2 separate regions of the Homo sapiens genome follow, and region 1 is linked to region 2. Evidence: read pairs that join two places in POLR2A ChIA-PET (ENCODE). Cell type or tissue: GM12878. All regions are shown on one strand. Links, peaks and the distances in the headings refer to the core of each region. The heading gives the core; the rest is flanking DNA. Region 1 overlaps ATP1A1 (ATPase Na+/K+ transporting subunit alpha 1). Region 2 overlaps LINC01762 (long intergenic non-protein coding RNA 1762).

The links. Peaks named below come from ENCODE experiments on the same cell type or tissue, not always from the same donor. Only the 100,000 strongest peaks of a DNase experiment are listed, where the experiment ranks them.
Region 1: POLR2A ChIA-PET joins it to region 2 with 11 read pairs; 4 of 35 experiments call an interaction of 5 or more read pairs at or near these places.

Annotation. Positions count from the first base shown.
Region 1 is chr1:116,385,295-116,394,789 of GRCh38, reverse strand. ATP1A1 (ATPase Na+/K+ transporting subunit alpha 1) reads right to left here. Exons shown (of 23, transcript NM_000701.8): 4 at 7,299-7,502; 5 at 6,546-6,659; 6 at 6,018-6,152; 7 at 5,771-5,888; 8 at 5,083-5,351; 9 at 4,379-4,577; 10 at 3,899-4,008; 11 at 1,802-1,936; 12 at 1,067-1,259. ATP1A1-AS1 (ATP1A1 antisense RNA 1) reads left to right here. Exons shown (of 3, transcript NR_027646.1): 3 at 1,764-1,925. Among named protein-coding and RNA genes, the nearest start is that of ATP1A1, 17 kb to the right of the region's middle. RefSeq lists an enhancer at 4,505-4,564. In GM12878, for the core only: no CTCF peak of the experiment used is centred there; no DNase peak of the experiment used is centred there; H3K27ac peaks cover 1,761 bases.
Region 2 is chr1:116,433,839-116,449,828 of GRCh38, reverse strand. All of the region lies in intron 2 of LINC01762 (long intergenic non-protein coding RNA 1762), which reads left to right. Among named protein-coding and RNA genes, the nearest start is that of ATP1A1-AS1, 23 kb to the right of the region's middle. RefSeq lists a silencer at 6,660-6,861. In GM12878, for the core only: no CTCF peak of the experiment used is centred there; no DNase peak of the experiment used is centred there.

The DNA of each region.
Region 1 (9,495 bases), core at 585-8,584, 52 kb after region 2:
GATGACATTAAGTTATTTGGATTTGGCAAATCATGGAATTATCTGCCTCAGCTGCCTTCTCTGGAAACATCAAGGCCATACCTCTGCTCTCTTGTTCATTTAACTGAAACATATTACTGAGCACCAATGTGGGACATCATGCTAGCTACTTTTGAGGATAAGTACAGATCAGATGCATTCTGCCCAGGGGGTTTATCATCTAGTATAGTAAATACAAGAATCAAGATAATGTAAGACATTCTTTTCAATGTTGTATGACGTTACAATGATCTTTAACGTGCCATGTGGACTCAAAAGAAGAGAGACTGCTTCCACTTTGGGGTGGTGGAAGTAGGGAAGTGAAAAACACTTAAAGAGAAGATAGCAATCCTTCGGTTGGATAGACACATACGAAAGATACCATGAGTTAGATTTACCCAAGTTAAGAAGAATAGGAAGCATTATATAAATAATGAATGTAGTATCTGTCAACCTACAAAGTATTATAAATGCCACTTTCCCAAATACATTAGACAATGGGTAAAGTGAACTTCTCAGCCTCAGTAGCTGTCAGGGTAGAAAAAAATAGGTAGCATCTTAGACTAAAAGTTTACCGTTAGTCTAGTTTCTAAGCTGAGCACATAAGTGCTCATGTAAATTCACACCCATTCCAAGGCAGTCAGGAAATAGTATGTCTAACTTAGACACACTAAGAATTAATTAACTTTAATTAGGCTTATAAGTCATGTCCACAGCAACAAAGGTTAGATAAGAAAGATATTCTTCCACCATTTTTTTTTTTAAACAAACAGAACTGACTAGCATGAGACCAAAGGTCTAAGTACAAGTCAGAAGCAAACCATCAGGACGTTGTTTCTCACAGCCCAATACGCTGAACATTTCTTCAGCACTTATTGTTTTCAAAATAATAGGGGGCAAATAAACAAATAGGAGGATTGCCCCTAAAAGATGTAGAGGAAGGTCAACAAGACATAGAGGTTCATAGGATCACTTGTTAACTGTCTACCAGACTAGGTTACTGGATAAAAACGTGCCCAGGCACTCTGTTACCAGGTTATCTGCATACCTAGGACTCGTTCTCCGAGGCCCCCCAGCTCCAAATAGGCGTTCTGAAAGGCGTCTTTCAGCTCCTCATCCAGGGGCTGCTCCTTGCCGTGGAGGAGGATAGAGCTGCAACGGTCTAGGATCCTTTCTGGGGCGCCCTTCATCACCAACAGGTGTTGGGGCTCCGATGTGTTGGGGTTCTTATGAATAGACAACTGTGAAGGATTGTTGAGACATAAACATTGGATGGTTGGATGTGTGGCAGTCCATGGTGGAAAACAAAGCTTCACTTACTATTTAGTATTTGCTATAAAAGACCCAAGATCCCTTCTTTCTGAACTCTGAAGTATCTTACACCTGTAACATACTTTGAATGCTACAGAAAAAAAAAAAAATGAGCACTATGATATATTCATAAATTCCTGACATTTGTTCACATTAAAAAAGAACATACGAAATTTCAGAACACAGGGATTGGGGAACACTTGTGTACACATACCTCCAGCCACCTCCCCACATGCCCACACCCACCCCAAACCACAAGTATTCAAAAGGGCTCAACAGTGTTTTGCAAGAGGCTTCATTTATCCTGCTGATATTCAACTAAATTATGGCATTCTATGGTAATCAAGGGCAAAATTTAAAGCTAAAGCTTATAAAACTCCAAAGGGAGAATATTTCCTCTTCCTGCTCATGTACCTCCCCTCTTTGTCCCCCAGCTTGCCCTCGCCCTCCGTGTACCCATCGATCTTCAGACCTGGTACTTGTTGGTGGAGTTGAAGGGTATCTCGACGATTTTGGCGTATCTTTCTCTCATCTCCTTCACGGAACCACAGCACAGCTCTATGCACTTTAAGAGTGCTGACTCAGAGGCATCTCCTGCAACTGCCCGCTGTGAACAGAGACATCATCTGTAAATTATCTCCAAAAAATTTCACTGAGGCATCACTAAAAAACAGGAAAAATAACTCAAGACACATTCCAATCTTGTCAGAGGTAGCAGAGGATGGGCAAGAAGGAAGCAGCGGTGTTAAGTGGGACAGGAGTCCCTCTAGCCCCGACCACTGCTGTTCACAGTGCTTCAGACTCAAACCCCAACGTCCTTCCCCACCCCACAGCAGCTTCTAGTGAAAGAAGGGTGTGGGAAGGTGTCACCTTCCCTAGAAGAGGTATTAACACACCCTTCCAACCTACTGCAGTCTATTTCTATCTTCCCCTGGCCTACTGAAAAGTCTCAAAGCCAATGCTATTCCCAACTACCTACTTCTGGTTACTTATCTGAAAATACCAAGTGAGAGATTAAACATTTATAGCACCTTTCATTACCGTAGAATTCGTAAGAAAATGCTTAAGGTCTCAGGACTGGGGACAAGCTGCCTGTGTCAAGGGCAAAGTAGAAGACTGTGCATTCTAATCATAACTGTGCAAAATTAACTGGGCCTGAAGGATGTGAACTGAAAGCTATTACCAACTCCAACAGTAATAAAATCGAACCACGTAACATTTTAGTTAAAGCCCATGCTTCAGTGACACACATATTTTCTATGATACATGATGACACACTTATATTTTGACATACTGAAAGCATTTTCAGTTGTAAACAAATTTTATATAGGTAAACCTTTTAGAACCTTAACATGTAAGGCTGCATATGCAGATGAACAGATCAATGCTCAGAAGTATAGCAGCTCCACAGAGCAAGAAAGTTGGCTGGGTTTGGAAAGAAACACAAAATAAGTGGGGGACATTTTAAATAAAAGCCACTTATTTTAATAAAAGCCATTTTTAATAAAAGCAGAATAGGGCTGCTTCTCCCTCCCCGCTTTTTAGTAATAATGCCATCAACATGGCCGAACTCCAGAAATACTTGGAATACAGCTTCTGCTACCTTTCTGGGGTTTTTTAATCAGGAAAGATTTGATACTTGTGGGACCTGATGCTCAAAGCCTAGAACATTTCCACTTTGAGGTAAAGAAAAACATGAAACATTTATCTCAAGTTTTATCCTCAAGATACACAACATTATCCTCAAATCAACATCAATTCAATGCCAAGAAAATCTCCTTTGCAGAATAAATGAACCCTATCCTCATCACAGAAGGCATCTGAGTTACATCCAAGCCATATTCCCTTTGGCAACTTAGTTTATACCCACAACTACTACAGGCAGCTTCACAGAGAATGTGGGACCCAGAGAGCCTCACATAGCTTTCTTCTCCTACAGGACTTTGTACAATTCATGATCCTTCTGAGACTGCATCTTCACTTGGGCAGCATAGTAAAATCTCAATCATTTCAAACTGCATCAGAATTCCACAGGCTAAGGCTGGGCTTATTTTGGCCTGGAGCTTATTTTTACATCATTAGTAAACAAGCTAAGAACCAATAAGATAAGATAAGCTGAGCTATTTCAGGAAAATAAATGGCTTAAAGGAGTTACTGGAATCTACTGTATCCTAATATGCAAATACGATTATGGAGTCACTGCAGCCCTCAGCTCTCACTGTCCACTAGGTTAGGTGATAACATATAAACTCAAGAGTAGTAAAAGCAGATGAATTAGGTTTTTCACCAATAAAGACTGTCTTCCGTCTCCTCCCCTCCCACTTTGGTCAGATTTTTACTGCATCTTCCCTTTTTAATCAACCTATATGGAGCAGGGGGTCCTATAATACATCAGGATCTACAGGCAACACAATGTAAGTTACACACAGCAAAGTACTGCACAGACCACTCCAGGTGTTCTACAGTGAACAGTCACACAGACCACAAAGGTAATTTGCTACTTTTAACACTCAAATGGCAGTTCTCATGTGCTGTCTACATCCCTCCATTAGTTAACTCTTGAGCATACCTTAAGAATAGGTAGGTTTTCCTGGTTAGCCTGAAACACTGCCCTGTTACAAAGACCTGCAATTCTGGACAGAGCAAGCCAGGTAGCTGAAGTCTTGTCAAAAGAGACACCTGATGGAGGCAAGAAAACACAACAGAACAACAATGCATTAACTTCAAAGGCTGTGTTCTCAGTTCTCCTATTAAAGTCCCATAGAAATCTGCAGTGATACATCTCATTTCCCAATTAATGAAACCAATCACATTTTAGGCATTCTTCAGTCACGTTTGTAGGGCAATTTAAAGTTTCTACTGACATGCAAAAAATCAATATCCCATACCCTTGACTCTTCACTAAATGATAAAAAAAAAAAAAACAAAAAAGAAAGAAAAAGCTGCCATGAGCTTAAAAAAAAAAAAGAAATTTCATGCAATTTCTTAAAAGAAAAAAAACCAAGCGAAGTCAGCAGGTGGCTGAGGTGTGTGGTAACCCTGGCCTTACCACTCTGATTCTCTGTCGTATCAGCTTCATGGATTTGATTGTCAAACCACATGTGGGCCACTGTCATCCGGTTCTGAGTCAGAGTTCCAGTTTTATCAGAGCAGATGGTGGACGTGGACCCCAAGGTCTCCACAGCTTCTAAGTTCTTCACTAAGCAGTTTTTCCTTGCCATGCGTTTGGCAGTAAGTGTCAGACAGACCTAAAAAATATTAGGAAGATTATTACTTCACTCAACCAGGCTGGAATTCTATACAGATTCTTGCTATATCCTAATGTGGAAGAAATTTGTCTAAAATTAAATCTCTCCAACCTTCTTCTGAAGTTTGAAGAAATAATAAGGGGAACCCATACATGAGGCTTCCCCTTCCTTCCAGAAAAGCAATCTATTAAGAAAAATAATAACAGGATTCTACCATATTCTATCCCCCTACTTGATCCCAAGTTCTTCTCCTTTCTCCACTGCACTGTTCAGGACCACGTGATAATTTAAAAGCAAAATGTATGCTTTGGGGTTATCTTACGTATAAACAAATGCTGAGGTTTTCTCACTGTCAAAATTCACCACGTGATGTGGCTCTCAAGAAGAACTATATCAAACATCCAGAATAAAACATAAGTTGGCAATACCTTAGAATAGGATAGCGGAAGAGTGTAACATTCGTGCAAGCTGATCTGAGTCAGGGTGACCATCACCTGCCTCTTACCGTGACAGTGGCCAGCAAACCTTCCGGCACATTGGCTACGATGATACCGATGAGGAAGATGACAGCCTCAAGCCAGGTGTACTCAAGGATGAGAGAAAGGATGAAGAAAGACACACCCAGGAACACAGCCACACCCGTGATGATGTGGATAAAATGTTCAATTTCTGCAGCAATGGGGGTCTGGCCTCCTTCCAGCCCAGAAGCAAGTGTGGCAATTCTTCCCATCACAGTGCGATCCCCAGTGTAGACAACAATACCACGTGCGGTGCCTTAAAAAGAAGGGGAGGGAGAACTGTACCTAATTGTATCTAACCTGAAGGAAGCCACGGATTTTACACAATTACATAGGATGACTAAAAAAACAAAAAGAGTTGATAAAAGCACTTTTTAAGGGCCAGCTCTTTGGCTGTACATGCTGTTTGGCAAAGGGACTTCTCTCCAGTAGCAGGACAGCAGCTCCAACACCCATGCCAGACTGGTGTTGTTGACAGAAGAGGCAGGGTGGAGGTGGAGGGAAGGGAAACTGCCACAAGGTTTCCTGCCAGCTAGGAAAACACCTCTGCTCTGTGCTTGACACAAGTTCTCAGAAATGGAGCCAATAAAACAAGAGATTGTGCCTATGGTTTTGATTTTGTTAATGCCCAAGAGAAATACCACGCCATGCTCAAAGTGCCCAAAAATGGCCTACCTTCAACACAATTGGTTGAAAAGAAGGCAATGTTCCTCGTCTCCAGGGGGTTTTCATTTGTGAAATCTGGAGACCTAGTCTGGGGTTCTGATTCACCAGTGAGCGAGGAGTTATCCACCTATATGTGAGGAAAAGAAGAAAAATGTCATGTGAATACACCAGCCTTATCATGGGCTACTGTACCCCTCAAATCAAGCTGCCCGAACAGCAGAGCTAGCTATGAGGTTTGTTAAAATAAAAGAGCTACCTTGCAGCCATTTGCAGATATGATTCTGAGGTCAGCAGGAATTCGGTCTCCTCCTTTTACTTCCACCAGATCCCCAACCACAACTTCCTCCGCATTTATGCTCATTTTCTCACCATTTCGAATCACAAGGGCTTGCTTTGGAAAAGAAACAATTTACACCGTTAGTATACCAACAAAGAGAAGGTAGTGTCCAAAACAAGAAAATAAAAATAGTCATAATCCTAATTACCTGAATACAAAACAAAGATATTATTCACTTTTTTATTTACACAAGTTACAAAAGCTTGCTCGCCAGTTTAAGAGATATTGCTGTTACATGGTGTGCCTGTATTCAGAGTTTACATTCAAAAGAAAGGCTACCACTTTTTGGATAGAAGGAAAATAGGTTGGTTTTGGGTGGGGTAGAAGACATCCATCTCTCTGATGAGTCATGTAATACTTGGAAAACCTTAACTTCACACTAATTCACAGGCTGACATGCTTGGGGCTGTCAAGTCATCCACTGGGGAAGGACAAAGCGTCTGGTACCTGAGGGACCATGTTTTTGAAGGATTCCATGATCTTTGAACTTTTAGCTTCTTGATAGTAGGAGAAGCAACCAGTTATGATTACAACGGCTGATAGCACCACACCCAGGTACAGCTGGAAGGGAAAAGACAAGTTAGGGCCCGTGGCTCTACACAATAATTAGGGACATTCAATTAATTTTTTGACTGAATAAAAAACAGATTTTTAATAGAGAAACCAAGATTTCAGAAATATAGAACTCATGTTTTCTTATTTATCCTTCTAAAGACCACACAGGAAGGGTCAGAAATGGAGTCAGGCACACCAACACTTGATCACTAACTGGACGTTTGGAAAGGTTCTAGATGCATCAGTTTCTCCTGCTTTATAAAACAAAGATTGTTTTTCAACCAACTTGTGGATTTTGAAGAATGGCCACCAAGCATTTCTGGACAGGTGGATGTGCCAACATGAATCGCTGTGCTCTGCCATCCAGTGGGTGGCGGCCGGGGCCTGAGCAGAGCTGCCTGCTCACAGCAGCACATGCAGGTGGGCATCCCACTTGTAAGAGCATCTACAACGTGGGTGGTAGAGAGAGGAAATGGAAACGAAGGAAGAATGGATGAGCCTTGAAGGCAACAGCTGTTCATAACCATTAAGTAATGAGTTCATAACCATTAAGTAATGAGTGGTAATTGAGAAGAAGTGGGAGACAAAGACGGAGAAGATATCTGATGTGTACTACAAATCCATATGCTGAATTACAGAACTCACATTATCGTTTTGAGGTTCCTCTTCTGTAGCAGCTTGGATGCTATAAGCCAAGAAACAAAGAATCGCTCCAATCCACAGTAACATTGAGAACCCCCCAAAGAGCTGCCGACAAAACTTGATCCATTCAGGAGTAGTGGGAGGGGGAGTGAGGGCGTTGGGACCATCTCGCGCCAGGATCTCAGCTGCACGAGCAGATGTTAATCCCTGAGAAGCAGTGGAATATAAATAAGGCAAACTGTACCAGCACTTACAAGGCAATATACCTACCTGGTAGCTGGACGGTTGCAATAAGGATTTAAGGAAGAAACAAAATGTCCCAAGCTAGAGAGCCAAGGTAAAACCTAGCAAATTCCTCCATGAATAATTCTGCTGATGAGCCAGTCCCCACAGGGTTCAGGCAAACAATAGGCCCAAGGAACTCATAACACCCAGATTAAAACTCTTTAAATTGATCCATCAATAAATTTGAATTCAGCCTGGTTTCTTCTAAGTTTTAGATCAAGGGATTAATGCCAAATTGCATTTCTGCCAAAAAGGTATCTATTTTCACAAATCCATTCAGTTTTGCAAATTAAGAGCTTTGGGTTTTCTGTGTATTGATTTTGTCGGGAGGGGAAAAAAAACCCCTCTACAAACATCAAAGGAGAAAAAAACTTCCTGTAGAAATCCTTTGGGTTAACAGCCAAGTTTTAAATATACAGCTTGATTCTTTGCTTGTCTGGCAGGGAAGGGCTCACCTCCATGTGCATTTTAGCCACCTCCCAATAAACCTGTTGACTGAAAAGTACTCACTGGAAAAAACCACTCTACTAAAGCCTGCTATTTTTCTAATGGGCCTTAAACCCAAGATTCACTGACAGCAGGCAATTACATATAAGCTCTCATTAAGAGAGGAAAATATGATCACTTTTATACTCTCAAAATAACAAGTCAAAAAAAAAATAAAATATTTTTGTCTAAAGTATCTATTTATCTGTGTTTTGTGCTCATGTTACCAAACATTTGAGTGCTATCTACATGCCAGGAACTGAATTCAGTGCTTTAATTAACTTGTTTAATTCTCATGACAATCCTTTTTTAGGCATTATTAACCTCATTTTATAAGTAAAGAAATAGACCCGCAGCATTTGAGTAATGGGCATAGGTCGGAGAGAGCACACTTCATTAAGACTCTAATAAAAACTTAAGTGAGATGTGAAGTGGCTAGAGACTGCCTGGCACAAAGTAAGCACAGAGTCACTGTTGGCATGTTGTTCTGAGCTGACTCGAGGCCTCCTCTTGGAGCTTAAAGTGCTTGTGTCAAGAAAAACGCTCTCAACCTTGTTCTTCTCTCCTTTTTTTTTTTTTTTTTTTTTTTTTTTTTTTGAGATGGAGTTTCACTCTTGTTGTCCAGGCTGGAGTGCAATGGCACAACCTTGGCTCACTGCAACCTCCACCTCCCAGGTTTAAGCAGTTCTCCTGCCTCAGCCTCCCGAGTAGCTGGGATTACAGGCATGCACCACCATGCCAGGCTAATTTTGTATTTTTAGTAGAGACGGGGTTTCTCCATGTTGGTCAGGCTGGTGTCGAACTCCTGACCTCAGGTGATCCACCAGTCTCAGCCTCCCAAAGTGCTGAGATTACAGGCATGAGCCACCGCACCCGGCCTCTTCTCTACTCTTACACCCCAACAATCAACACAGAAGATGACTTCTGTGAGCAAAGGTGTGGCGGTTTCTCCCCACCACCAAGGTTTCCTCCAATTCAATTCCAACACTATCTACCTGGAAAATCAGAAAAGTGGAACAAGATTAGAGTCCTGCCTTGCGACAGGTGAAAAGGAGGGCAGGAGAGAGATCCTGTTTCTTGAAGCCTGCCACTGAGGTCTAACACACCCAACATTATAACAAACGACTGTAATAAGGGCTATGGGAGTTATGAACCAGGAACTGTGGACAAAAACCAATATATATCAGAATACCACAGTACCCATGTCTCTTGATGCCTTACTGAAAAAATGCTACATATTGGCTTGCTATTCAAGTTATTCCCAGACATTTCAGTGATTATCTGGAAATAAGACATCCCTAGACTATTTACTTTTATAACATTTGTTACACATTTAATATCAAAATCCTCTACATAACAAGGATACATAACGCCTATTTTATGAAAAGGTTTCTTTAATTTTTGTACAAAACAATTTCCAACTAAATGA
Region 2 (15,990 bases), core at 3,766-11,765:
CTTGTTGAAAACCAGTGAGACAGGATGCTCAGGATGTGGAAATACAGCTCCCTAAAGGAGGTGAATGACCTTCCACATACTTCTATTTCCTTTTGTCTTGGAGTGCTCTTATCAGAAAGTCATCTGACCCACAATTTCTCCCCACCTCAGTCAATGATGTTGGAAATTCCTTCAGGATGTGAGATTTAAAGTGCAACTACCCCTTGAAAAGGTGCCCTTCCATCCATGTGACCTGTAATACTATTCATATTTGCATGGAAGTTTACAGCAGTATGGAAGTATTTGCGCTTCCCCATCTCACTGTGAATGCTCCTAGCAATCCATAGGCGATATACCCTGTTTATGTCTTGGTTTATATAAAAGGAGAGCAAGGTCAAGAGAGTTGGAGTGACTTGCTCCAAGGCAGTAGGTGACAGTGATAGAACTGAGACCTGGAGTTTATGGTTCCAAGCCCAGAGCTCTTTTCACCACACCAGAGCTACTTCAGACTTAGTTATATTCGTGTACACTGAGTTATAGGTGGCCATTGTCCCAGCAGCTGGTCTTGCTAGTTAGAAAGAGAGGGAAAAAGCCTGGGGTACCTGCAGGAAGTGGGACCTGAGGCGACACAGGGAGGACTGAAGGTAGAGGAGGATGCAGGTAGGGAGTGGCATTCCAGTTGCCAAGTGGTGAGTCTGCTTTTAGCTCTGAAGTGGCCACAGGAACCCCTCCTAGTCCTATAAGCCCTTAAAAAATTTTTTTGTTATTGTTATGATTCGCCTGGAGCAGTGAAATGTTTTCTCCAGCTAAGCAATAATAGAAGACAGTGAGGAGATGCCAACTCGGTGATCCCATGGGAAGCCTTCTGGACTGTGGCGTTTACACAAGAGATGAGATCAGAGGAGCGGCTACCGGCTTGGTGGACTGAGAGCCCAGCTGAGCACCCCAGGAGCTGCAGAGGCCAGATCCCCAGCTGTGGGGGCACAGGCAATCCTTCTCAGGCACAAGAGGGACAGTAAGGGAGACTGTTTACATTTCTTGCCCTGGTTGGTTAAAAACAGCTCAGTAGCACCATATCGTGTATTCTTGATAAGAAGAAAGATAAAAGGAGCAAGTGCCATTGCACCCAAGCTCATGCTTTCTTCCTCTCTTTGCTCCTTCATTCAGTCCTTCTCATCTATTGAGCATGTGGGAGAATGCTGGCAGGTGCTGGGGATTCTCAGATCCTGTACTCAAGTAGCTCCCAGTTTAGATGGAGAGGCAGACATGTCAATAAAGGAATTGTAATTCAGAGTGTTAAATACCCGAAAAGAAGATAGAACTAGGCAGAGCAGCAACAGGAAAGGAGCAGAATTAACTCTAAGGGAGGTATCCACAAAGGCTTCCTGGAGGAAGTGTCATCTGAACTGGTTGTACAAAAACTGCACATGTCATGAGTGCACAGTTGATCAATTTTCAAAAACTGGAGTAAAACTGTGTAACTAGCACCCAGATCAAGAAACATGACTAGCACCTGCCACCCTCATCAAGGGGTAACCATTCTCCTGACTACTAAAGCATAGGTTAGTTTTGCCTGTTTTGAACTTTATATAAGTGGAAAAATTCTGCAAAAACTCTTTGGTGTCTGAGCTGGAGCTGAAAGGACAAATGGGAATTTTTCAGGGGATAAGTTAGAAGAGGCCATTGTGGGAAGAAGGGGAAGTATAGTTACATGTTGCTTAATGATGGGACACATTCTGAGAAATACGTCATTAGGCGATTTTATCATTGTGTGAACATCATAGAATACACTTAGACAAACTTCGACGGTATAGCCTTCTACACACCTAGGCTACCCACAAATACTTAACCACTGTGCTACAATTGCCTACAGTATTTGGTATCATAACACAACAGTATTCTGAAAGGTACAACTTGAGTCTGTGAGCATTGCCATGCTGAATACTGTAGGCAATTGTAATGCAATGGGATTTGTGTAGCTAAACATACCTAAACAAAGAAAATGTACAGTAAGAATATGGTATAAAAGATAAAAAATGGTGCCCTTACATAGAGCACTTACCATGAATGGAGCTTGCAGGACTGGAAGTTGCCGTGGGCAGGTCAGTGAGTGTGTGGTGTGTGAATGTGAAGACCTAGGACATTACAGTACTGTAGACTTTATAAACACTGTACACTTAGGCTCCACTACATTTATTTAAGAAATATTTTTTCTTCAATAATAAATTAACCTTAGCTTACTGTTATGTTTTACTTTATAAACTTTTACATTTTTAAAAAACCTTGACTCTTTTGTAGTAACACTTAGCCTTAAAACACGAATACATTGTACAGCTATATAAAAATATTTTCTTTCTTTATATCCTTATTGCATAAGTTTTTCTATTAATTTTTTTAACTTTTTAAACCCTTTTATCAAAAGTATAGACGCAGCACACATATTAGCCTAGGCCTAGACAGGGTCAGGATCATCAATATCACTCTCTCCCACCTCCACATCTTGTCCCACTGGAAGGTATTCAGGGGCAATAACAGGCCTGGAGCCGTCATCTCCTATAAGGCAATGCCTTCTTCTGCAATCCCTCCTGAAGGACCTGCCTGGGGCTGTTTTACAGTTAACCTTCTTTTTTTTAAATAAATAGAAGGAATACACTCTAACAATAAAACATACAGTATTGTAAATACATAAACTAGTAACATAATCATTTTTATCATTATCAAGTATTATGCACTCTATGTAGTTATATGGACTATTCTTCTATACAACTGGCAATGTGGTATGCTTGTTTATACCCTATAAAGGTTAACTCAAAGGGAAGCTCAAAATATCCTGTGTTAAGACTTAGATACTAGGAATTTTTGTTTTTTCCCTTTGATGAGCTGACGGCCCTTAGCTGTCAATGGCCTCCCCAAACTCACTTTTACCATTTGAACCCAATGACATGGCATGTTGTGTCATGCATCATGCATCACCACAAACATATGAGTAATGCATTGAACTTAGCATGGCTATGTCATCGCTAGGGGATAGGAATTTTTCTATCTATTATAATCTTATGGGACCCCCATCGTATATATGTTCCATCATTGACCCAAACATCATGTGATGCATGACTGTATCTTAAAGCAGAGAGGTGAAATAACATCATGTGTGTGAACACTGTTGGCTTTCAGCACTGTTGGGCCACAAAATTCCATAAACTGTTAGGAAAGAGGCATGAAATGAAATAGGATTGGAAGGCAGGGGGAGCAGGATCACGGAGAGCCTTCTATGCCAGGTAAAGGAGTTGGGCTGTGAGCCTGGAAACCTGTGATTTCCAAACCTGGCCGGCCATTGAAGTCACCTGGGCATCTGTTAAGGCCTACAGGTCCCAGGACCTACTGTCCGCAATTTGAGATTTCCAAAGTTCCTCCAAGTTTATGCCCAAGAACCCAAAAGCAAATGCAACAAAAACAAAAATAAATAGATGGGACCCAATTAAACTAAAAAGCTTCTTCACAGCAAAAGAAATAACCAGCAGAGTAAACAGACAACCCACAGAGTGGGAGAAATTATTTGTAAACTATGCATCCAACAAAGGACTAATATCCAGAATCTATAAGGAACTCAAACAAATCAGCAAGAAAAAAACAGATAATCCCATCAAAAAGTGGGCAAAAGATGTGAATAGACAGTTCTCAAAAGATGTACAAATGGCCAAAAAGCATATAAAAAATGCTCAACATCACTAATTATCAGGGAAATGCAAATTAAAACCACAATGAGAGGGCAATCTTAAGGATAAATAAAAAGTAAAAATCAGGCACACAACTAATTAATAAGATTCAAACTGGATCATGTGTCTCACTGCAAACCAAAATTTAGAGAGATAAGTTTCCTCATCTTCATATGAAGAAACTGAGGCTATGAGTAGTTTGGACCCAAGATTGAATAGCAATCAAATGTCAAAATTCAGATGGATAGAAATTGGCCTTTTTCTGCAGCTCTGTTCTGTGACTATGCACAGCCAGCCACTGAAGGAAGCCCAGCATGTTTTGACTATGACCTGTGGCTCCATATGTACTTGTTGGGATTGGGCTGGAGGTCACGCCCAGGGTCAGGTGCAGCTAGGGGTATTGCTTTGATGAAGAGTCTTCTACAGGTCACAACAGGGCAGGGGAGGACTGGCTATTCTTTCTAGAACTTTTGCCCACATACACATCAGGCTGTTAGGGGTGCAGCCTTGAGCTTGGATACTGGCTTAATCTTCTCATGTGTTGAGTTGGTCTGGGGAAAAAAAATCTAGAAATGGAGTAAGAAAAAGCTAGCACAGATTCCTTTAGCAATGTGTGGCCAGCAAGTTAAGCAGATGTGCTTTGAGACAGAAGAGATGTCAAAGAAGAAACTAGATCCGCCTGACACTCAGAGGAATCTTTAGCCTGCCCCTCTCTCAGTTTGCTCGTTTTATGGCCCTCAGAACACTGAAAGAATTACTTGGGCATCTGGAACACAAGGTTTCCCAAAGGAACTTATTACAGGGTTTTTGGAGCATGTATTAAAGATGAGACAAGTGACTGGATTAACCAAAGCAAAGGGATTGAGGTCAGGTAGGATGGCAGGCACACAGGGCAACTTTTAATAACCATAGTGCCAACCTCCCGCTTCCAAAAGGGCCAGGTCTCCTAGTCCAAACTCAAAGGCTGGGGCCACCTTGTAGAGGAACAGGAGGGCATGATGGCCCCACATGCCCCGTCCCAGGGTGCCCTTTCTTGCCTCTGCCTGCTTCTGGGTAAGGCCTTCTCTTGGTCACATTACAGCAGGTCACGGAGGACACACTGAACCCTCTTGCTCTCCAACCCTCATCTCAACTGACTCCTGAAAAAATGATTTCTCTCAGCACACTCTGAGCAGTTAGGATGTGTAAAGGGAGTGTAAGTCCTGAAGAAAAGCCCAATCGAATGACTTGAAGCCAAAAGGATGGCAGTCCAAATGTCTACATCATCTGAACTGGACAAGTCTGACATCAAGCCCAGAGTTGGGACCGCTGTAGCTTCCGCTTTGAAGTGGTTATTGCTGAGCAGTGACTCAGGGAGGCAACGGAGAGTGGAGGGAGAAAGAGGCAAGGCAGCCAGGATCTGGTCTCCCTTGTCCTCACAAATCCAGCACCAAAGTGACATCAGTGGGGCTGGGGCTGGGCTGGGCCTGGGTTGGGCCTAAGACTGTGGCTGACTGCACACCCCTACGCACTAGGGATGAGCTTCCACTCACATTCTCCGGCTGTGCATTGGCCAAATGGGTCTCATCCACATGAGTTGCATCCTCTGGCTCCATCACTTCCCTCCTAGTACTTTCTGGTAGAAGCCCCAGGTTCTTCTGAGCAAGGCTGCCCTTGTTCTATCTGGACTGAGGTGTGAGGAGGCGGTAGGGGAACCCAGTTTGAGTCTCATCTTGGACTTCCACATCCCCTGGTCCTTCCGGGGGACCCACGTCAAACTATGTCCCCAACTTCATCACATGGAGGTGAGTGGCAGGGGAAGGTCTTCATGTGTTTCCTAGTTCATCAACATCATTTTTACTATAAGCACAAGGCATCTTTTTATACTCTCCATCCATCTTGTTATTGGACAAATAGGACCAGTGGATGAAGCTCTTGTGGGAGCTTTCACTCTGAGATGCACAAAGCTGATGTGCATCTCAAGAAAGAAATGACAAAATAAACATTGAATTCTACATGTATCTCATAAAGAATAAAAATAATTCACCGACATTCTGCACATTTTTCAAAGCAAAGGGCTACCCTGAGGACACACATGACCTGCACTGTCGGGTTGCTCCTGTGTGCACTGAGTGGCTTTCCGCAGAGAAAAGCAGAGGGCCCTTGTGTGTGGGCTTCTAGTGGCATGTGAGAAACTGTCCAGAATTCACAGAGAAGAAAGAGAATGGGCAGCGGGATACATCAATAATATAATAGCTGAGAATTGTTCAGTACTGAACAAAAATAAGTAAAGTGATTGAGAAAAAGAATAGTTGTTTTTGTCTATTTCTCGTTGCAATTAAATAGAGAAAATAATAATAATAATAATAAAAGGATGGGTAGACTGAGGTATAAAGGACAATTATGAGTGCTAAATGGCTGAGGGCTTCCTTGCTTGGAAGAAAATGGGCAGAGAATGGTGCGCCTGCTGTAGTAAGTAACCTCCGAGATGTGGCTGGCAACAGGACATCCACTTCCAGGAGTCTCATAAGCAGAGCTCCAGCTGGAACACAAGTACAACAGAAGGTACCTTTGGAGACAGGGAAATATGAATGCCATTGAAACACAATCAAGCCCATGAGCATGGGTGACATTCCTGTGTCCCTGGGAGTCCAGTGGCACTGGGTTTGCCTCAGAACTAGCAGGAGACATTTTTCTCCCCAGGAGCCAGGAGCAGAAAAAGCTGGTGCTAAAAGGAATACTACCAAGCATGTGAATTTTCTTGGGGAGCTTTTTTATTCATCAGTTGTTCCCTCTCTAGACCCTCATCCCCTGGCTCTTCTACACATCTGATGGGGGCCAAATTCATGCTGGACTTCATTCCTCCTGGTTACCTGTCAGAGTTGTACATCAATCTGATAAATGAAAACCTCCAGGAGTCAGCTGATCATGGTCCTTGAGCATACTGCAGTAGAGGGAGAGAGACAGAACTGGTTCTAAGTGCAGAGAAGTGGAAGAAATGGATACAATACAGCAAACAGGGCCAGGTGTGGTGGCTCATGACTATAATCCCCGGACTTTGGGAGACTGAAGAGGGCAGATCCCTTGAGGATCAAGAATCAGAAAGTTGGCTGGGCGTGGTAGCTCACGCCTGTAATCCCAGCACTTTGAGAGGCCAAGGTGGGCAGATCACTTGAGGTCAGGAGTTTGAGAAAAGCCTGGTCGACATGGTGAAACCCTGTCTGTACTAAAAATACAAAAATTAACCGGGTGTGGTAATGCGCCCCTGTAATCCCAGCTACTGGGGAGGCTGAGGCAGGAGAATCCCTTGAACCTAGGAGGCAGAGGTTACTGTGAGATCCCTCCACTGCACTCCAGCCTGGGCAACAGAGTGAGAACTCTGTCTCAAAAAAAAAAAAAAAAAAAAAGAAAAAGAAAAGAAAAAAGAAAGAAAAGAAAAAAAAGGGCAAAAGACTCAAATGGACACTTCCCCAAAGAGGACATATAGATGGCAATTAAGCACATGAAAAGCTGTTAAACGGAATTAGCTATTAGGGAAATGCAAATTAAACCACAATGAAATACTATTACACATTTGTTAATACGGATAAAATAAAAATAAAATGAAAATACGAAATATAAGCAAGGATGTGGAGTAACAGAAAATGTCATATGCTGCTAGTGGGAATGAAAAATGATGTAGCCATTCTGGAAAACAGTTTAGCAGTTTCTTATAAAGTTTAAGCATAAATTTATTGTACAAGTCAGTAATTCTGCTGCTGGGTATTTACTTTAGAGAAATGAAAATTTGTGTTCCTACAAAAACCTGTACAAAAATATTTATAGCAGTTCTATTCATAGTCTCCCAAACTGGAAACAACCAAAATTTCCTTCAACAGATGCACATATAAACAAACTGGAATATACAGTGGACTACTCAGCAGTAAAAAGGAATAAACTATTAATACATGCAACAACATAGATGAATCTCAAATGCATTATGCTGAGTGCAAGAAACCAGTCTCAAAGGCTGCATAGTGACTCTGTTTCCAGGAAGAAAAAGATATGCTTTTCTCCACTCCTCAAGATAAGTAGCCTAGAAATCATATATAAAACAAGCATAAGAAAACTGAGGGGTTCAAAGAGCTAAAAGCAGAACTACCATTCAACCCAGCAATCCCATTACTGGGTATATACCCAGAGAAATATAAAGCATTCTACCATAAAAACTCATGCTCGCAAATGTTCATTGCAGTAATATTCATAATAGCAGAGACATGGAATCAACCTAAATGCCCGTCAATGACAGATTGGATAAAGCAAATGTGATACATATCCACCATGGAATACTGTGCAGCCATAAAAAAGAACAAGATGATGTCTTTTGTGGGAACATGGACGGAGTTGGAGGCCATTATCCTTAGCAAACTAATGCAGGAACAGAAAAACAGAAAACCAAATGCCACATGTTCTCATTTATAAGTGAAAGCTAAATGATTAGAACTCATGAACGCAAACAAGGGAACAGCAAACACTGGGGTCTATTTGAGGGTAGAAGGTGGGAGGAGCAGAAATGATAACTATTGGGTATTGGGCTTAATACCTCAATGATAAAGTAATCTGTACAACAAACCCCTGTGACACTAGTTCACCTATGTAACAAACCTTCGCATGTAACCCCAAACCTAAAACAAAAGTTAAGAAAAAAGAAAGAAAAGAAAATCGAGGGTTGAGAGAAGAAGGCAGACCAGCTAGCGACCTTAGGATTTGAGGAACAACAAGGGGTTGAACTTCCTGTGGTATTTTTTTGTTTTATGTTGTTGTTGTTGTTTGCCTTATATACCCAAAAATGGGTGCTCAAGAAACTGGCAATCTGGAAATGCTGATGAATGCAGACAAAAAAAAGCTCCAACAAAAGTCTTTTCTCTCTAGCCAGACAACTAAGGAAAGGGCATCTTGACCAAACAGAAACATTTTAGAAATTAACTGCTTTACTGGTGACAACCATTGTGAAAAAAAAAAACAAAAAAGCAAAAAACTTGTAACCTCCATACCAGCAATGATCAAATGTGGAACCTAAACATTTAACAGGCTGCAAGAAGTTGCCTGTCCTGCTCCCCATTGGGGTAGCGTCAGGACTCACAGAGAGTCAGGGCTTTTCATCATTACACAGAGTAAAGAGCCATTCACCCCCATGGTGCCTGTGGTGGCCATGTGGAGATCAGTAAGAAGCAACCCTACCTCACCGAGCCAGGAGGTTGTCAGTGGAGGCACAGTGGAGACTTAGAACTCCCATCCCGGCCCAGCAGTGATAAGGAGCCCCAATCTCAGGTGTCAGTGGAGGCCAAGTGAAGAGCCTGGTCTTCCATCTCCACCTCGCTGTAATAAAATAGTGTCTCTCTCCCATTTTCCTGCCCCAGCAGTGTCAGAGAAAGTCTGTTAAAATAGAAGACTTAAGTAAGATCCTGAATCTCATAACTTATACCCCAAATGTCCGGGTTTCAATAGAAAATTATTTATCATACCAAGAACCATGAAGATCTCAAACTGAATAAAAAGAAAATGATCATCGGATGCCAACACCAAGATGACAGAAATGTTAGAATTATCTAACCAGGATTTTAAAGGAGCCATCATTAAAAAGCAATTATGAACATTCTTAAAACAAATGAAAACAGAAAGTAGTAAAGAAATAGAAAGTATAAAGAAGAACCAAATGAAAATTTGAGAATGAAAAAATACAATAATGAAAGTAACAAGCTCAATGGGCTCAATAAGAAAATGAAGGAAAAAGAGGAAAAAATCATCGAATCTGAAGATAGAGCAATTACCCAAATTACCATCAATGTGAACAACAGAGAGAAAAAACACTGAGAAAAAAATGAATAGTCTCTGCACTTGTGGGGCCATAACAAAAAAAAAACACATTTTGTCATTGGAGTGAAGAAGAGATAAAGGGCAGAGCTGAAAAAGCACTGAAAAAACAATAGTTGAAAATTTCCCAAATTTGGCAAAATACCAAAAAAACCCTATAGATTTTTAAAGCAGATTCTAAAAGTTTTATCCAAATAGGATAAAACCAGAGAAACTTATGTCAAGACATATGTTGAGCAAACTTCAGAAAATTAAAAACAAAGAAAAAAGTCTTCAATGCAAAGAGAAAAATAATACTTTACTCATAAGAGAAAATAATTCAAATAACAGTGGATTTCTTATCGGAAACCATGGAGGCAAAAGGAAGTGGCACAACATTTTTCAAGTGTTGAAACATGTTAACTCAGAATCCTATATCCAAGGAAAACATCCTCAGGAATGAAGGGGAAATGAAAACATGCTCAGTGAACATGAAGTCAAACTAAGAAAAGTTATCACTAGCAGACCTACTCTAACAGAATGGCTAGACAAAGTTTTCTAACAGAAGGAAATGATAAAAGACAGAATCTTGGAATGGCAGGAAGAACAAAAAAAACATGGTAATCAAAAATATGGGTAAAGATTCCTCGAGTATTTTAGATTTTGTTTGATAATTGAAGTAAAAATTATAATACTGTCTTAGGTGGTTCTAAATGTGAAAAGGAAATATTTAAGAAAATTATAATAAGGAGAGGATAAAAAGGCATAAAGGGAGGCTAAGGTTTCTACACCTCATATGTACTGATAAAATGATGGTGTGTCACAGGAGTAGAATTTTTAAAAAGTGATGGCAGCAGTAGACTATGATGTGGACATATAACACAATACCAAAAGAAACTATTGAAAAAGCTATATAAGGAGATATAGACTGGGCACGGTGCCTCATGCCTATAATCCCAGCACTTTGGGAGGCCGAGGAGGGTGGATCACTTGAGGTCAGGAGTTTGAGACCAGCCTGGCCAACATGATGAAACCCTGCCTCTACTAAAAATACAAAAATTAGCCAGGTGTGGTGGACTCCTGTAATCCCAGCTACTCAGGAGCCTAAGACAGGAGAATCACTTGAACCCAAGAGGTGGAGGCTGCAGTGAGCCGAGATCATGCTACTGTACTCCAGCCTGGGTGACAAAGCAACACTCCATCTAAAAAACAAACACACAAACAAACAAAACAAAACAAAAACACAAAGATCTAATCAGCATTTATAGAATACTGTGCCTAACAACAGCAGAATATGCATACGTTTTTTCAATTTTCAGTGTAACATATCCCAAAATAGATCAGATCCAGGGCCATAAAATAAACTTCAACAAATTTAAAAGAAATCATACAGAGTGTGTTCTCCTGACCACAATAAACTCAAGTTAGTGATCAATAACAGAAAGAAAATGGAAAAAATGACCAAACACTTAGAAACTAAATAACTTCTAAATAATACATAAATCAAAGAGAAAGTCTCAGAGAAATTAAAAATTACATTGAACTAAATGTAAATGAAAATGCAACAAAATTTTTGTGGGACACAGCTAAAGCAGTGCTGAGAGTAAAATGTATAGCACTAAATGCATACTCTAGAAAAAGGAGGAAAGTGTCAAAACAATAATCTAAACTCCCGTCTCAGGAACATAGAGAAGAAGAAAAAAATTAGCCCAAAGCAAGCAGAAGGAAGAAAATCATAAAATTAACCACAGAAATAATGAAATTTAAAACAGAAAAACAGTAGAGGAAATCAATGAAACAAAAAGTTGATCCTTTGAAAGATCAATAAAATCAACAAACCTCTCTAGCAAGACTGACAAAAAAGGAGTGAAGACACAAATTATTAATATCAGGTATGAAACAGGGCATATCACTACAGACCATGGAGGCATCAAATGGTTAATAAAAAAAGATAGTATGAACAACTCTACACACACAAATTTGACAAGTTACATGAAATGGACAAATCTATTCAAAAATACAAACTACTACAACTCACCCAATATGAAATAGATCATTTGCATAGCCCAAAGCTACTAAATAAATGGAATTAATTGGTAGTGAAAAAACGCCTAACAAAGAAATCTTCAGGCTTAAATGGTGTCTTTGGAGAATAAAAAAGAATAAAGAAGAATTTACTTCAATTCTACAAAATATTTTCCAGAAAATAAAATAGGAAGGAACCCACCCCAATTTATTTCATCAAGCTGGTATTACCTGCATACCAAAACCAGACAAAGACAGTACAAAAAAAGAATATTACAGAACAATATCTTTCATGAATACAGATGCAAAATTTCTAAGAAAATAGGAAATAGAACTTAGCAATATATAAAAAGAAGTATTCTGTTGCTAAATAGAATTTAGCAATATATAAAAAGTCACCAATTAGAGTTCATTCCCGAAATATAAGGCTGGCGCAATCAATGTAATTCACTATGTTAACAGACTAAAAAAGAAGGAGAAAAATTAGATGATCATATCAACTGATGTAAAAGAAAAAGCATTCAACAAAATTAAATGCCTATTCATGATAAAAAGTTTTTTTGAAAAACAATAATAGAAAGAAACTTCAACTTGATAAAAAGCATCTACGAAAAACTTGCAGCTAACATTATACCTAATTGTAAAGACTGAATACTTTGTTCCTAATATCAGCAACAAAACAAGGATGTGTGCTCTCATCACTCTTATTCAACATAGTGCTGGAAGTTCTGGCCAGTTTAATCAGGCAAGAAAAGAGAATAAAAGGCATATAGATCAGAAAGGAATAAATAAAACTGTTTCTATTTCAGATGAAATGCTTATTTGCCTAGAAATGACATGGCATCCACAAAAAAACATCCAAAACTAATCAATTAATTCAGCAATGTAACGGTACGAGACAAACATACAAAAATCAGTCATACATCTATATACTAGCAGTGAAGACTTGAACACTACAATTAAAAATACAATATCATGTACAATAGCCTTAAAAAAATAAATACTTAGGTAAGTCTAACAAAATGTACAAAACTTAAATTCAGAAAATCACATGACGTTGATGAAAGAAATCATCTAAATAAATGCAGAGACATGCCATGTTCATGAATTGGAAATTTTGTATATATATATATATATATATATATATATATATATATATATATATAAATATAAAATATACATTTCCTATATATATGTATTTCCTATATATATTTCTAATATATATATATTTCCTATATATATATTTCTAATATATATATATTTCCTATATATATATTTCTAATATATATATATTTCCTATATATATATTTCTAATATATATATATTTCCTATATATATTTCTAATATATATATATTTCCTATATATATTTCCTACATATATATTCAGAAAACCCATCTCCTGCACAACATGAATTGGAAAATTTAACAAAGATGTCAATTTCTCCCAAATTGATATACACTTATTGCGATACAATTATCTCTCGATATTTTCAGGAAATTGGCTCCAGGACACCCTCCTCCATACCAAAATCCTTGGATGCTCAAGTCCCTCAATAAAAAGGCATGGTATTTGCATAAAACCTAAGCACAGCCTCCCATATACTTTAAATCATCTTTAGATTACTTATAATACCTAATACAATTAAATGTATGTAAATAGTTGATATGTTGTATTGTTATTTGTATTTTTTATTGTTGCATTGTTATTTTTTATTTAAAAAATATTTTGATCCTTGGTTGGTTGAATCTACAGATGTGAAACCAATTGATACAGAGGATCGGCAGTACCTATCCAAACCCTGATAAGATTTTTGCAGACATGGATAGAATCATTCTAAGATCTATGTGAAAAGGCAAAGGAACTAGACTAGCTAAAATATTTTGGAAAAAATAAATAAAGTGAAAGGAAACCATCTGCCACATTTTAAGACTTACTGTACTGCTACAGTGATCAAGTCTTTGTGGTATTGGCAAAGTAATAGACACATAGACCGATTGAATGGAATACAGAAACCAGAAATAGACCCACACAAATATGCCAAACTGATTTCTTTTGGTCACAGCTTTACTGGGATATAGTTCACACACCATACAACTCACCTACTTAAAATGTAAAACCCAGTGGTTTTTAATATATTCAGAGTCATGCTACCATCACCACAATCAATATTAGACCACTTTTATTACCCCCCAAAGAACTTTGTACCCTTTATCAGTGACCCATACTTTTCTGCAACTTCCCCCATAGCCCTAGACCAACCACTAGTCTATTTTCTGCCTCAATAAATGTGCCTATTCTGGACATTTTATGCCCAACTGACTTTAACAAGAGTCAAGAGCAACTGCATAGAGAAAGGAAAGCCTTTCAACAAATGATGCTGTCACCAATGGACACCTATAGGCACCTATAATCAATCAATCAACCAACCAACCAACCAACCAACTAAATAACCAATATTGGCCTAAGTCTCACACCCTTAAGCAAAAGTTAACTCAAAATAGATCATGGACTTAAATGTAAAACACAAAAATATAAAACTTTTACCCCAAAACTAGGAGAAAATCTTTGAGGTCTACAGCTAGGCAAAGAGTTTTCAGACTTAATACCAAAAACATAATCATGAAAGAAAAAATGATAAGTTGGACTTAATGAAAATTTAAAATTTTTGTTCTATAAAAGCTCCTGTTAAAACGATGAAAAGACAAGCTACAGAATGGAGGAAAATATTTACAAATCACATATGCAGCAAATGATTAGTATCTAGAATATATAAAGAACTCTCAAAACTCAACAATAAAAAAGCAAATAATCCAATTAGATCATGGGCAAAAGACATAAACAGACATTTCACTGAAAAAGATATACAAATGGTAAATAGCACATCAAAAGTTGTTCAACATCATCAGCCATTAGGGAAAAGAAAATTAAGATGACAATTTTATCACCACACACCTATCAGAATGGCTAAAAACAAATCGTGGTAACATTAAATGCTGATGATGATGTAGAGAAACTGGACTACTCACATATTGCTGGCAGGAAAGTAAAAAATGTTACAACCAATCTGAAAATGATTTGTCAGTTTCTTTAAAAACTAAACATGTAACTACCGTATGACCCAGCAATTACACTCCTGGGCAATTATCCCAGAGAAATGAAGACAAATGTTCATACAAAATCCTGTAGACTAATGTTTACAATAGCTTTATTCATGGTAGCCAAAACCTGGAAACAGCCCAGATATCCTTCAATGGGTGAATGGTTAAACAAACTCTGGTACATCCACACTGCAGAATAATACTCAGCAGGAAAAAGGAATGACCGATAATACAGACAATAATCTAGATGCATTTCCAGAGAATTATGCTGAGTGAAAAAATCCTATCACAAAAGGTTACATACAGTATGATTCCTTAAATATGGCATTCTCGAAATGACAAGACTTTAGAAATGGAGACTAGATTAGTGATTGCCAGGGATTAAGGAGTCGGTGGGGGTGGAAAGGAAGTGAGTGTGGGAATAAAAGGACAATGAGGAATCCTTGTGCTGTTGGAAATATTCTATATCTCAACCTTATAGTTTTGCAATATCATTAAGGGAAATTGGGTAAAGTGCGCATAGAATCTCTGTATTATTCTTTACCACTGCATAACCTACATTTATCTCAAAATTAAAAGTTGAAGGTAAAAAAAGATTACATACTGAATTATTCCATTTATAGGACATTCTTGAAAAAAATAAAACTATGGAGATGGAGAACAGATCAGTGGTTATTAGGGGTTAGGAGAGCTTCTTTTCTATGATTTTGCAGTCTGAAGTTGCCATACCTGGAAGCAGAACCCAAGTCTTCTAATTTCTGAGAGCATGATCTCAAAAAGCCAGGGAAGATGGCCGTTTTAGTATCCAAGGGACATTTTTGTCCATCTAGAGAAAGAAGCATTTCACAAGGTAACTGATCATTCGGGAGTCCCACAGTGTGGTTAAGCAGGACAGCAATAAACATCCTTGGGTGTTTCCTGTCTCCTGCTTTTGGCTTGGGCAAGGAAAGCCATTTGCTTTGGAAACCAGTCAGAATCAAGCCTAGTGAGAATTAAGTCTACCTTCATCAAGAACCCATCTCCCTCAGGCTTCTCCAGGAGGTGATCTAGGTCCTTTGGTGGGGGCTGATGTAACTGCCAGACTGTGGGGCAGCTTAACGCTCCTACCAGATGACACTGCTGTCAGGGGCAGGAGCCCTGGGTCCCAGTGATGGCCCTATCGCTTACTCCATCACCTCTCCAATAAAAAGCAGGGGACAGACTTGCTCTTGGGCCCTTTCAGCTCCTGTGTTCTGAGATTCTGACAGCTGAGATCTCTGAGGCCTGCAGCTACCTGGGGCCCACTGTAAGCACCCCAAGGGCAGGGCTGGGGCTGGCCCCCCACTCTGTGCTCAGAGACAAGTGAAGGCACAGCTACAGC